2 separate regions of the Homo sapiens genome follow, and region 2 is linked to region 1. A link is a contact called in ENCODE Hi-C or POLR2A ChIA-PET data. All regions are on one chromosome and are shown on one strand. The core of a region is the stretch at or near the end of the contact, and the rest is flanking DNA. Distances in the headings are between cores, read along the strand shown. Region 1 overlaps RFX7 (regulatory factor X7). Region 2 has its middle 17 kb from the start of RFX7.

The links. A loop is a pair of places that touch in the nucleus more often than their neighbours do. ChIA-PET counts read pairs that join two places held with the same protein, here RNA polymerase II (POLR2A). Pooled maps may share reads with other maps.
Region 2: a loop to region 1 is called in a pooled map, with 2.3 times the contacts of the local background. The contact joins two enhancer-like sites. A Hi-C loop is called at or near these places in 2 of 50 pooled maps. POLR2A ChIA-PET finds 5 or more read pairs at or near these places in 4 of 52 experiments (H1, OCI-LY7, Panc1 and 1 more).

The regions. Positions count from the first base shown.
Region 1 is chr15:56,205,358-56,211,482 of GRCh38, forward strand. The region is part of intron 2 of RFX7 (regulatory factor X7); the gene reads right to left. Among named protein-coding and RNA genes, the nearest start is that of RFX7, 35 kb to the right of the region's middle. Within about 2 kb of position 2,399, at least 3 of the 41 ENCODE cell types and tissues checked have a DNase peak (open chromatin) inside an H3K27ac peak, as active enhancers do.
Region 2 is chr15:56,258,097-56,263,991 of GRCh38, forward strand. It overlaps a transcript of TEX9 not described here. Among named protein-coding and RNA genes, the nearest start is that of RFX7, 17 kb to the left of the region's middle. Within about 2 kb of position 3,940, at least 2 of the 41 ENCODE cell types and tissues checked have a DNase peak (open chromatin) inside an H3K27ac peak, as active enhancers do.

The sequences.
Region 1 (6,125 bases), core at 1,149-3,648:
TCCATGAAATGCCTGATTATGCTTTTTGCCCAAATTTTGTTTCTCTCTTAGAAATCTGTAAAATGTCTTTATCTCAAATACTAACCTTCTTTCAGTTATATTGCAACTATCTTCTCTCACTTCTCCTCCCAGAGTGATTTTACCCTTTCACTCTCATTATGTTGACACAAGTTTGACTAACAAAACTTTAAAATTGAATGTAAATGCCCAGATGTTTTCACTAGAGATTTCTACTAAACATTTAAGAACTAACACCAATTCTACACATTCCTTTACAGAAAACAGAAGATGAGAGAAAACTTCCCAATTCATTTTATGAAGCTAGTCACTACCCTGCTATTAGCAGAGGGACAGAAACATATATTAGTGAAGCATGACTAAGAACCTGGAAATAAACTCACTCAAATATGCTCAAGTGAGTTTTGACAGAAGTGAAAGTTATTAAATGGAGGAAAGACAGCTTTTCCAACAAATGGTGCTAAAGCAATCAGACACTCACAGGTTAAAAAAAGAGATACCACCCCACATCCATTAGGATAGCTACTATTAAAAATAAAAATTATATAAAAACCCAGAAAATTAACAAGTGTTAGTAAAGATGTGAAGAAAGTGGAATCCTTGTGTACTGCTGGTAGGGATGGAAAATGGTGTAGCTGTTATGGAAAACAGTATGGTGGTTCATCAAAATATTAAAATTACCATATGATCCAGCAGTTCCACTTCTGAGTATGTATCAAAAAGAATAAATGCACAGACTAGAACAGACCTTTGTACACTAATGTTGAGAGCAGCACTATTCACAATAACCAAAAAGTGGAAGCAATGCATGTGTCTATTGATGGATAAATGGACAAAAAAAAATGATACACATATACAATAGAATATTATTCATCAGACATAAAAAAGAAAAACATTGTGATGCATGCTACAATATAAATGAATCTTGAAGACATTATGCTAAGTAAAATAAGCCAGTCACAGAAAAACAATAACAAATGCTGGCAAGGATGGGGAGAAAAGAGAAACCACATACACTGTTAGGGGGACACAGTGGCTGGTGCACAATCATGATGGAGAATAGTTTGGAGGCTCCTCAAAAAACTAAAAATAGAGATTCCATATTATCCAGCAATCCCACTGCTAGCTATATAGCCCAAAGAAAGGAATCAGTATGTCAAAGAGATATCTGCACTCCCATGTTTACTGCAGCACTATTAACAATGGTCAAGATATGGAATCAACCTAAGTGTCCATCAACAGATGAATGGATAATGTGGTACATATACACAATGGAGTATTATTCAGCCATAAAAAAGAACAACATCCTGTCATTGCAGTAATATAGATGGAACTAGAGGTCATTATTTTAAGTGAAATAAGCCATGTACAGAAAAAAAAAACAGTACATGTTCTCACTTACTTGTGGAAGGTAAAAATTAAAACAACTGAATTCATGGGGAGAAAGTGAGAGAGAGAGAAGAAGGATGGCTACCAGAGGCTTGAAGGTTGGGGTTGGGGGTGGGGTGTGGGGAAGTGGGGATGGTTAATAGTTACAAAAAAAAAATAGAATAAGACCTAGCATTTGCTAGCACAACAGGGTGATTACAGTAAAAAATAACTGAACATTTAAAAATCACTAAAGTATGACTGGGCTGTATGTAACACAAAGGATAAATGCATGAGATGATGGATACCCCATTTACTCTGATGTGATTATTACACTTTGCATTCCTGTATCAAAATATCTCATGTTACCCATAAATACATACATGTACTATTAAAATAACTATGTCAAATTAAAAATTAAAAAAGACCCCAAACTAGACAAACACTGTAAGATTTCACTTTCATGAGGTACCTAGAGTAGTGAAATTCTGAGATAGAAAGTAGAACTGTGGGTATCAGAGACTAGAAGGAGGAGGAAATGGGGGGGTATTGTTTAATGGGTACAGAGTTTCAATTCTGCAAGATGAAAAGAGTTCTGTGGATGGCTAGTGTTGATGGCTACAATCAATGTGACTGTACTTAATGCTACTGAACTGTTCTCTTAAAAATGACTAAAGTGGTAAATTTTATCTTAGTTGCATTTTACTATAATTAAAACAAATTTTTAAAAAATTAACATCAAGCTAAGCCTCATACCTTACAGAAAAATTAACTCAAAATGGATCACAGACTTAAATGTAAAACATAGAAATACAAAACATTTGAGAAAAAAAGCAATAAACTCTTTCAGATCTAGGGCAAAGCAAAGTTCTTAGACTTGGCACCAAACATATTATCCATAGAAAGAAAAACTGATAAATTGGACTTGTGCTCTACAAAAGACTGTTAAGCAGATTAATTTTTTAAAAAGAGCTAGGACTTCTGGTTTCTGGTCCAGCATGTAAGAAGCTGTAAGTCAACACTAAGCCCTACAAGATAAAAAGCCGAAAAAAACTGAAAAATCAACAACTCTTCTTAGGATTTGTCAGAGTGGTAAGATCAGGGGTCAAATCACAAACCCCCCAAATGGGAAAGACCAATAGGAAAATGCAGAGAATTGTAGCTTGCTGGAGCAGAAACCCACAAGCCACAAACCTGCATGAGAATCTGTACCAAAGGAGGTAAACAAACTATAACTGATGAATTACAAGAGGCTCAGAATGAACAAGTCTGAGATAAACTCCAGGGAAATCCAGTAATCAAGCATCTCCACACTTTTACCTCCAAGAGCTTGACCAGGTTTTCCCAGTGAATATTTAAGAAAAACCTCCTCTGAATATTGGAGATAACTTTCATGCCTTAGACAAGGGAAGGAGAAAAGGAATCATTGTGAAATATGCCAAAGCATTCTGTTCCTAATAACGCTACCCTCAGGAGAAATTAAATCAACCAGAGCCTATCCTGCTGGAGCTTCATCAGAGCATAACTGACCTGGGCAAAAGGCAAAACCCAACTCCAGACCAGTCTAGCCATCCTGTTCCAAGTAAGGGGGCACTGGAGAGACTGAGAAGCACTTGTGAAGTTTACAGGGCAGAGGTACAGGCTTTCCAAAAGACTGAGACCTCAAGATAACATTATAGAATGCTCCCCCACATACCTTACTACCACATTACTAAAGGCCTATTTACAGCAGATCCTTTTATTCAGTAACTCGCACCTGGTTATTAAGAAAAAGTTATAAGGCAGTAAAAGGCAAAATCCAGTTTCAAGAGCACAGCAAACAGCAAAAACATAGTCCAATGTGGCAGGGATGTTGCAATTATCAGACCAGGAATTTAAAATGATTATGATTAAGATGCTAAGGGTTCTAATGGATAAAGTACACAGACTGCAAGAACAGATGGGCAATATAAATAAATAGAAATTATAAGAACTAAAAAGAAATGTCAAGAGATTAGAAACACTACCAGAAATGTTTGATGGACTTAATGGTAGGCTGGACACAGCTGAGGTTAGAATCTCAGCTTGAGGTTTAACTTGGTAGAAACCACCAAATTTGAAAAGCAAGGAGAAAAAAGACTGAAAAAACAAAAGAAAACAAAACCCAGAACAGAGTATCCAAGAACTGTGGGATAACTACAAAGGGTGTAACATATGTGTAATGGAAATTCCAGAAGGATAGGAAAAAGAGTAATACATGAAATTTCTGAAACAATAATGACAAAAGAATTTCCCCAAACTAATGTCAGACACCAAACCACAGATCTAGGAAGCTCAGAGAACGTCAACCAACATCAATGTCAAAAGCAAAACAAAACAAACAAAAAAACTATACTTAGGCATATAATTCTCAAAACTACAGAAAATCAAAGATAGAGAAAAAATCTTGAAAGAAGCTAGAGGAAAAACATACCATACCTATACAGGAGCCAAGATAAGAATTATATCTGATTCTCATAAACCATGCAAGAAGGAGAGTGGAGTGAAACACTCGAGAGTGTCAAGAGAAAAAAAAAAAACCCAACCTAGAATACTAACACCTGCAAAATGTTCTTTCAAAAGTGAAGAAGAAATATTTTCTCACAAAAACAAAAATCGAGGGAATTTGTTGCCAGTAGACTTGCCTTGCAAGAACTGTAAAAGGAATTCTTTAGAGAGAAGGAAAATAATAAAGGTCAAAATGCAAATCTGTGTAAATAAGGAAAAAGCATCAGAGAAGGAAAAAGTGCAGGTAAAATCAAGTTTTAAATGTTTCTTATTTTTAATTGATCCAACAGATAATTTGTTCAAAACAATCACAGGAACAATGTACTGAATTATGTATGCTCTTATACAGACACATATGCTTCTATATAAACAAAATTAATGACAGTAGTAATATAAGAAACCAGAGGCAGGAATTAGGATTATTTTGTTATTATAATGTATTCACAGTACCTGTGAAGCAGTATGACGTTAACTAAAAGTGGACCTGGATTAGTTGTAAATGTATACTGAAAACTCTAGGGCAAACACTAAAAAACGCAAAGAAAGAAATATAACTAGTATGCCAATAAAAGAGATAAAATAGAATCAAATAAAATGCTCAATCAAAACCACAAAAGGCAAAACAAAAAAGAGAGGAAGACAAAAATAAAAACAAAGAACAAGGACGATAAATAGAAAATAACAAATATGATAAATATTAATCCAACTATATAAATAATTACTTTGAATGTCAATGGTCTAAATGCACCAATTGAAAGACACCACTGTCAGAGTGGATCAAGAAATAAGACCCAATTATATGTCGTCTACAAAAGCCAACTTTATTAAATACAAGGATACATACAGATTAAAAGTATATGGATGGAAAAAGATATGTCATGCTAATACTAGTCAAAAGAAAGTAGGAGTTAACATATTAATTTCAGATAAGGCAGGCTTCAAAGCAAGGGGAGCATTACATAGTGATAAATAGGTGAATGCTTCAAGAAGACGTAACAATCCTAAATGTATATGAACCTAATAATATAACTTCAAAGTATGTAAGGCAAAAACAGAGAACTGCAAGGAGAAACAGAATAGACTATTACACTTGAAGAGTTCTGAAGAGTTCAATATCCCTCTATCTGAAATGAACAGGTCCAACTGGTATGAAATCAGGAAGGACAGAGTTGAACTCAACACCACCACCAATGGGATATAAAGGACTTTTATAGAGCACTTCATCCAAAAACAGCACATTCTTCTCAAGCTCACATGGAACATTCACCAAGACAGATCATATTCTGGGCATTAAAACACATCTTAACAAATTTTTTTAAAAATAGAAATTATAGAGTATCTCCCCTCAGACCACAGAGGAATTAAATCATAAACAAAGATTGCTGAAAAATTCCAAAATACGTGGAAATTAAACAATGCACTTCTAAATAACGCGTAAGTCAAAGAAGAAATTTTGAGAGAAATTGTAAAATACTTTAATTCAAATGAAAACGCAACATGTCAAAATTTGTGAGAAACAACAAAAGCAGTACTTAGAAAGAAATTTATAGCACTGAATACATATATTAGAAAAGAAGACCTAAAATCAATAACCTAAGCTTCCATCGTAGGAAACTAGGAAAAGAAGGCTTAAAAAAGAAAAAGATACACAGATTACTAATGCTGGAAATCAAAGACGGGACATCACTACAGATCCCCTGGCATTAAAAAGATAATAAAGGAATTACATGAACAATTCTATGCCAACAAATGTAATAACATACATTAAATGAACTAGTTCCTGGGTGACACAATCTGCAAAATCAGAAAAGAAATAGAAAATGTGAAAAGGGCTATAGCTGTTAAAGAAAATGAATCAATAATTAATAATCTTTCCAAACCAAAAGCAAAGGGTCTGGATGGGTTCACTGGTAAGTTCTACCAAACATTTAAAAAAGAAAGTATATCAATCCTCTACAGTCCTTTTCAGAAGAGTCACAGAAATATAGCCAACTGATCTTTGACACAGGAGCAAAGGCAATACAACAAAGAAAAAACAGTCTTTTCAACAAATAGTGCTAGAAGTGAATATCCATATGCAAAAACAAAACAAACAAAAACACTAGAGACAGATCATACACTCATCACAAAAATTAACTCAAATGGATTACAGACCTACATGTAAAATGCAAAACTTTATCCTAGAACACAACATAGAAGAAAAACTAGATGAC
Region 2 (5,895 bases), core at 2,690-5,189, 54 kb after region 1:
GTAAGTGTGTGATCTTATTTCTGGGTGTTCTACTCTGTTCCACTGGTCTATGTGTCTGTTCTTGTACTGGTACCATGCTGTTTTAGTTACTGTAGCCCTGTAGTATAGTTTGAAGTTGGGTAGCATGATGCCCCTAGCTTTGTTCTTTTTGCCTAGTATTGCCTTAGCTCTTCAGGCTCTATTTTGGTTCCATATGAATTTTAAAATTGTGTTTTCTAGTTCTGTGAAGAAGTCGATGGTAGTTTAATGGGAGTAGCGTAGAATCTATAAATTGCTTTGGTCAGTATGGCCATTTTCACAATATTGATTCTTCCAATCCATGAGCATGGAATGTTTTTCCATTTGTTTGTGTCATCTCTGATTTCTTTGAGCAGTGATTTGTAGTTATCCTGAAGAGGTCCTTCACTTTCCTTGTTAGCTGTATTCCTAGGTTTTTTATTCTTTTGTAGCAATTGTGAATGGAAGTTCACTCATGATTTGGCTCTTGGCTTGCCTGTTTTTGGTGTTTAGGAATGCTAGCGATTTTTGCACATTGATTTTTGTGTCACTCTTTTTCCTTTCCTCCATTTTGTTGGGGATGTACTAATATCTGAGTATGGTTTATTCTTATTTAGATTTCTCTGATTACTAATTATATGGAACATCTTTTCATGTGCTTATATTCATATTGATAGTCTCTTTTGTAAAATGCTTGCTCAAGTTTTTGCTCATTTTGTTTATTGATTTGCCTTTTTCTTATTGATTTGTAGACATTCTTTAGATATTGTAGATATGTTATTTGTTGGATATATATGAATATATATGTGTATATATATACATATATAAACACCTATATGTATATATAAAACATATATAATACATATATATATGCATATATAGCAAATATCTTCTACTAAACTATGTCTTGCTGTTTCATCCTCTTAATGATGCCTTTCAATAAACATAACCTCAGAACTTGAATTAATCCATCTTTTATGTTTTATGTTTTTGGGGAATCTTATTTAAGAAATCACTGCCTACCCAATGTCATGAAATATTCCGTTATCTTCTAGAGCAGGGGTCAGAAATTTATGGCCCATGTGACCTGCCATTTGTTTTTGTAAATAAATTTTTGTTGGAAGACAGCCATTCTCATTCATTCATTTATGTATTGTCTATGGCTGCCTTTGGACTACAACAGCAGAGTTAAGTAGTTGCAACAAAGACTGTATGACCTACAAAGCTGAAAATATTTACTATCTGTCCCTTTACAGAAAAAATTTATTGATTTCTCTTCTTGGATATTACTGTTTTTCTTTCACATGAAGGTTTATAATTTAATCAGCATTAATTTTTGTAGATAGTGTAAATTAAGGTTAAAGTCTGTTTCATGTGAATTATTTAATTGCTCCAGCATCATTTATTGAAAAAAAATCTTATTATTACAAAATTGCAGTGGCATCATTGTTGTACATCAAGTATATATATGAGCCTATTTCTAGATGCTCCCTTTTGGTATACGTATCTATTATTATACTAATACCACACTGCATTAAATATTGTAGCTTTATGGTAAGTTATGCTATCTGATATGGTAAATCTTCCAACAATTTATTCTTCTTCATTTCTTGGCTGCTATAGGTCATTTGCATTTCCATATAACTTTTTGAAATCTCTAATACATTTCCACAAAAATTCTGTTAGGATCTTGACTGGGATTGCATTGAATCAATAAAATAACTTTTGAAGAATAGCTTTTAAATTATAAAATTAATTTATGATATGAAGTCTCCAAATCCATGAACATGGTATATCTATTCATCTAGTTAGATCTTATGTAATTTTTCTTTGAAATGTTTTGCCGTTTTCACTTTAGTGATCTTACATGTCTTTTATAAAATTTATTCCCAGATATTTGAGGTTTTCCAATGATATTGTTAATAGTATTGTTTAAAATTTTTTATTTACCAATTGTTTTTGCAAACACATACAAATACAATAGATTTTTATGTATTGATTTTGTATTCAGTGACTTATCTAAATTCATTAATTCTAATTGTGTATATATTATTTTGGGTTTTTCTATATTTACAATCATGTCATCTGAAATGACACTTTTACTTCCTTCTTTCCAACCTCACAGCTCTTCTTTCATGCCTTGTGGCACTGACTAGGACCTGCAGTGCAATGATTAATGCAAGTAATGAAAATAAATATATTTGAGTGGTTTCTGAATTCAGGAAGAAAGCATTCCATATTTCACCACTAAATATGTTAGCAGCAGGCCTTTTGTACATAAACTTTATCATATTAAAAAGTTCGCTTATATTTCAAATTTGCTGAGAAGTTTTATTATGAACTAGTGGTTAATTGGAGGCCTTTTTGCATCTATTGAGGTGATCAGTGATTTTTACTTTCATTATTATTTTATTATTTACATAAAAAAAGCAAATATAATTTAGTGAAGTAAGTTATATTGATTAACTTTTTAAACCAATTTTTTATTCCTAGAATAAACCAAATTGGTTATGATATGTTATCCTTTTTACATATTCTTTGGATTTGATTATTTAATACTTTGTTCTAATTTTTGTCCCTATGTTCGTAAGAATTATTAGCTTGTAACTTTCTTGTATTATAATATCTTTGTCATATTTTTGTGTTAGGGTTGTTCTAGCCTCAAAAAAATGAATTAGGAGGAAGCGTTTTTTCTTTCTTTCCTGAAAGAGGTTATGTAGGATTGATATATTTTTCTTAAATGTTTTGGAGAATTCACCACTAAATATATCGAAGCTCAAATTTTCTTTGAGGGTAAGTTTTAAATTGTAGATAGAATATATTTAACAATGATTTTTATTTCTTTTAATTTTTCTTTTATCAGTTTAGATGACGTGATTTTATATAAATTATTCATTTTATATAGATTGTCAAATGTATTTATATAAAATTATTCAAAATATTTCTGATTTATCTTTTTAGTTTTGTAGGATCTGTAGGGATATTGCCCTTTGATTCTGATATTAGTAATTTATACTTTTGCTCTTGATTGGTCTTGCTAAGAGTTTATCAAATCTATTGATATTCTTTTTTTAAAAAAAGCTTTGGCTTTGTTGATTTTTCTCAATTTTATGTCAGCTATTTCATCAATTATTGTTTTCATTTTTATTAATTTCCCTCTATTTTCTGTTCTTTTTCTAACTTCTTGAGATGGTAACTTAGAAATTAATTTTTGATTTTTTTTCTTTTCTGATATAGGCATGTAAAGTCAACTTTCTTCTAATCATTGTGAATTAAAAAAATCCAATCAGAGAGAACCCACACAGTAATTTTAACCAAAAAATAATAATATAATAATTATTAGGCCAGGCGCAGTGGCTCATGCCTGTAATCCTAGCACTTTGAGAGGTCAAGGCAGGTGGATCACTTGAGGTCAGGAGTTCGAGACCAGCCTGACCAACATGGCGAAACCTCATCTCTACTAAAAATACAAAAATTAGCCAGGCGCAGTAGCATGTGCCTGTAGTCCCGCTATTCGGGAAGCTGAGGCATGGGAATCACTTGAACCTGGGAAGGGGAGGTTGCAGTGAGCTAAGCTAACGCCATTGCACTCCAGCCTGGGCAATAGAGCGAGAGACTGTCTCAAAAAAAAAAAATTATTAACTGTACCAGGTCATTGAAGTAATGAGAGACTGGCTAGCAAGAAGAGGATCCCAAAGGATATAGGAATAGTAGATGTAGGTTACAGCCTCTTCCCTTGGAGCTGAGATAGCCGACCCAAGGAATATGCCACCCAGGCCTAAGATCAACACCCTGTTGTAGAGGGCACTGCTGTGGCTCACTGGATGCCAGAGAAGTTGCCATGGTGCTGTACTGACGAAATGTACTGGAATTCCACCTTCTGGGGTGCCAGTGAAAGGCATTCATGGGGAGATGTCTCAGTGGAGTCATTCTGCTACACAACTGCCTGCTGGTTGCTGGGTGTGGCTGGCCACTGTGAACTACAGAAACTTGGTACTAGGGAAAACTATGCATCCTGGAGAAGCAAGCACACGAGAACCAGGAAGCAAAAAATGTTTTCCTCCTGCAGTATATTTCTAGTGCCCTGTAATGACAAAGTTCCAGCTGGCAAGAACAAATATTTAAAGGGCCAAAACGCATTTTCACACAACAGGCAAATGAGGAATTGGAGCAGAGAGGCAATAATTCAGTAACCAGCACACACTGCTTTAGCTACACCACATAAATTTTGATGAGTCGCATTTTCATTTTCATTATCTTGAGTACTGGTTTATTTAGAAAAGCTTTGTTTTATTTCCAGACATTTTCAGATCTTCTAGTCATGTTTCTATTAGTTGGTTTTCAGGCTAATTCCACCATGGTCTGAGAACATATCCTATGTGATTTCAATACTTTTGAAGCTTGTTCAGGCTTGTTTTATGCATAGCATATAGCCTATTTTGACAAACATTTTATATGTGCTTGAAAAGAACTGTATTTTACAGTGGTTAGGTGTAGTGTCATATCGATATATCAAGTAGGTCAAATTGGTTAATCATTTTGTTCAAATATTCTATATAATTTCTAATTTTCGTTATCTAATTATCCTCTTGCATCTAACACACCAGAGATAGGTATAACACTGATTAAGATTTTGTCTGTTTTTCCTTTACTTCTACTAATGTTTGCTTATATTACTTGATACTAGGTTACTATGGACATAAAAATTTAGGATTGTTGTGTTTTCCTGTTGAATTGATCCCTCGATCTTTATAAAATGCCATCCTTTATCTCTAGTACACTTCTGGCCTTAAAGTTTACTTTGTCTGATATTAATATAACCACAAACTTTCTTTAGGTTGCTGTTTGCATGATAATATCTTTACCATTCTTTTGCTTTCACTCAGTCTCTGTACTTACATTTAAAGAATAACAACACACGTGGCTGTTTTTTTTGTTTTTGTTTTTTGAGACGGAGTTTTGGTTTGTTGCCCAGGCTGGAGTGCAGTGGTACGATCATGGCTCACTGCAACCTCTGCCTCCCGAGTTCAAGCGATTCTCCTGCCTCAGCCTCCCGAGTAGCTGGGATTACAGTCATTTGCCACCATGCCCGGCTAATTTTGTATTTTTAGTAGAGACAGGGTTTCTCTATGTTGGTCAGGCTGGTCTCGAACTGCAGACCTTAGGTGATCCACCTGCCTTGGCCTCCCAAAGTTCTGGGATTACAGGCGTGAGCCACCGTGCCTGGCCACGGGTTGTTTTTTTAAAATACAGTCTGAAAATCTTTGCCTTTTCACTGGTGTGCTTAGTCCGTTCATACTTCATGTAATTACTTATGTAATTGACTTTACGTTTGCCATTTTGTTTCTGTTTTTAAATTATTTCTCTCATCTGTTCTTTTTCCTTTCCTAATTTTCTTGGGGTTAATTATATTTTTATTTGATGTTTCTTTCTTTATTCGTTGTTCTTTAATTCAGGTTTATTGAGGTACAACTTCCATACAGTAAAGTTCACCATTCTTACTAGATAGTTCTATGAGTTTTGAGAAATGCATAGTTATGTAACTACCACCGCAATCAAGGTATAGAGCAGTTCCATCATTCCCCCAAATTTGTTTGTGCCCTTTTGAAATCAGCCCTTCCCCATATCCTCAGATCCTGACAACTACTGACCTCTTTTCTATCCCTCTAGTTTTACCTTTATAAAATATCATATAAGTGGAACGATATAATATGAAGCATTTTGTGTTTGGCTTCTTTTATGTAGAATTATACATCTCAGTTCATTTATGTTATTGTTTCTGCCATTTGTTTTTTATTAATGAGTACTGTATCACTGCATGGATATACCAATTTGTCTATCCATTCACCAGGTGAAAGACATTTTTGGGGTTATTTCCACTTTTTGGCAACTATGAAT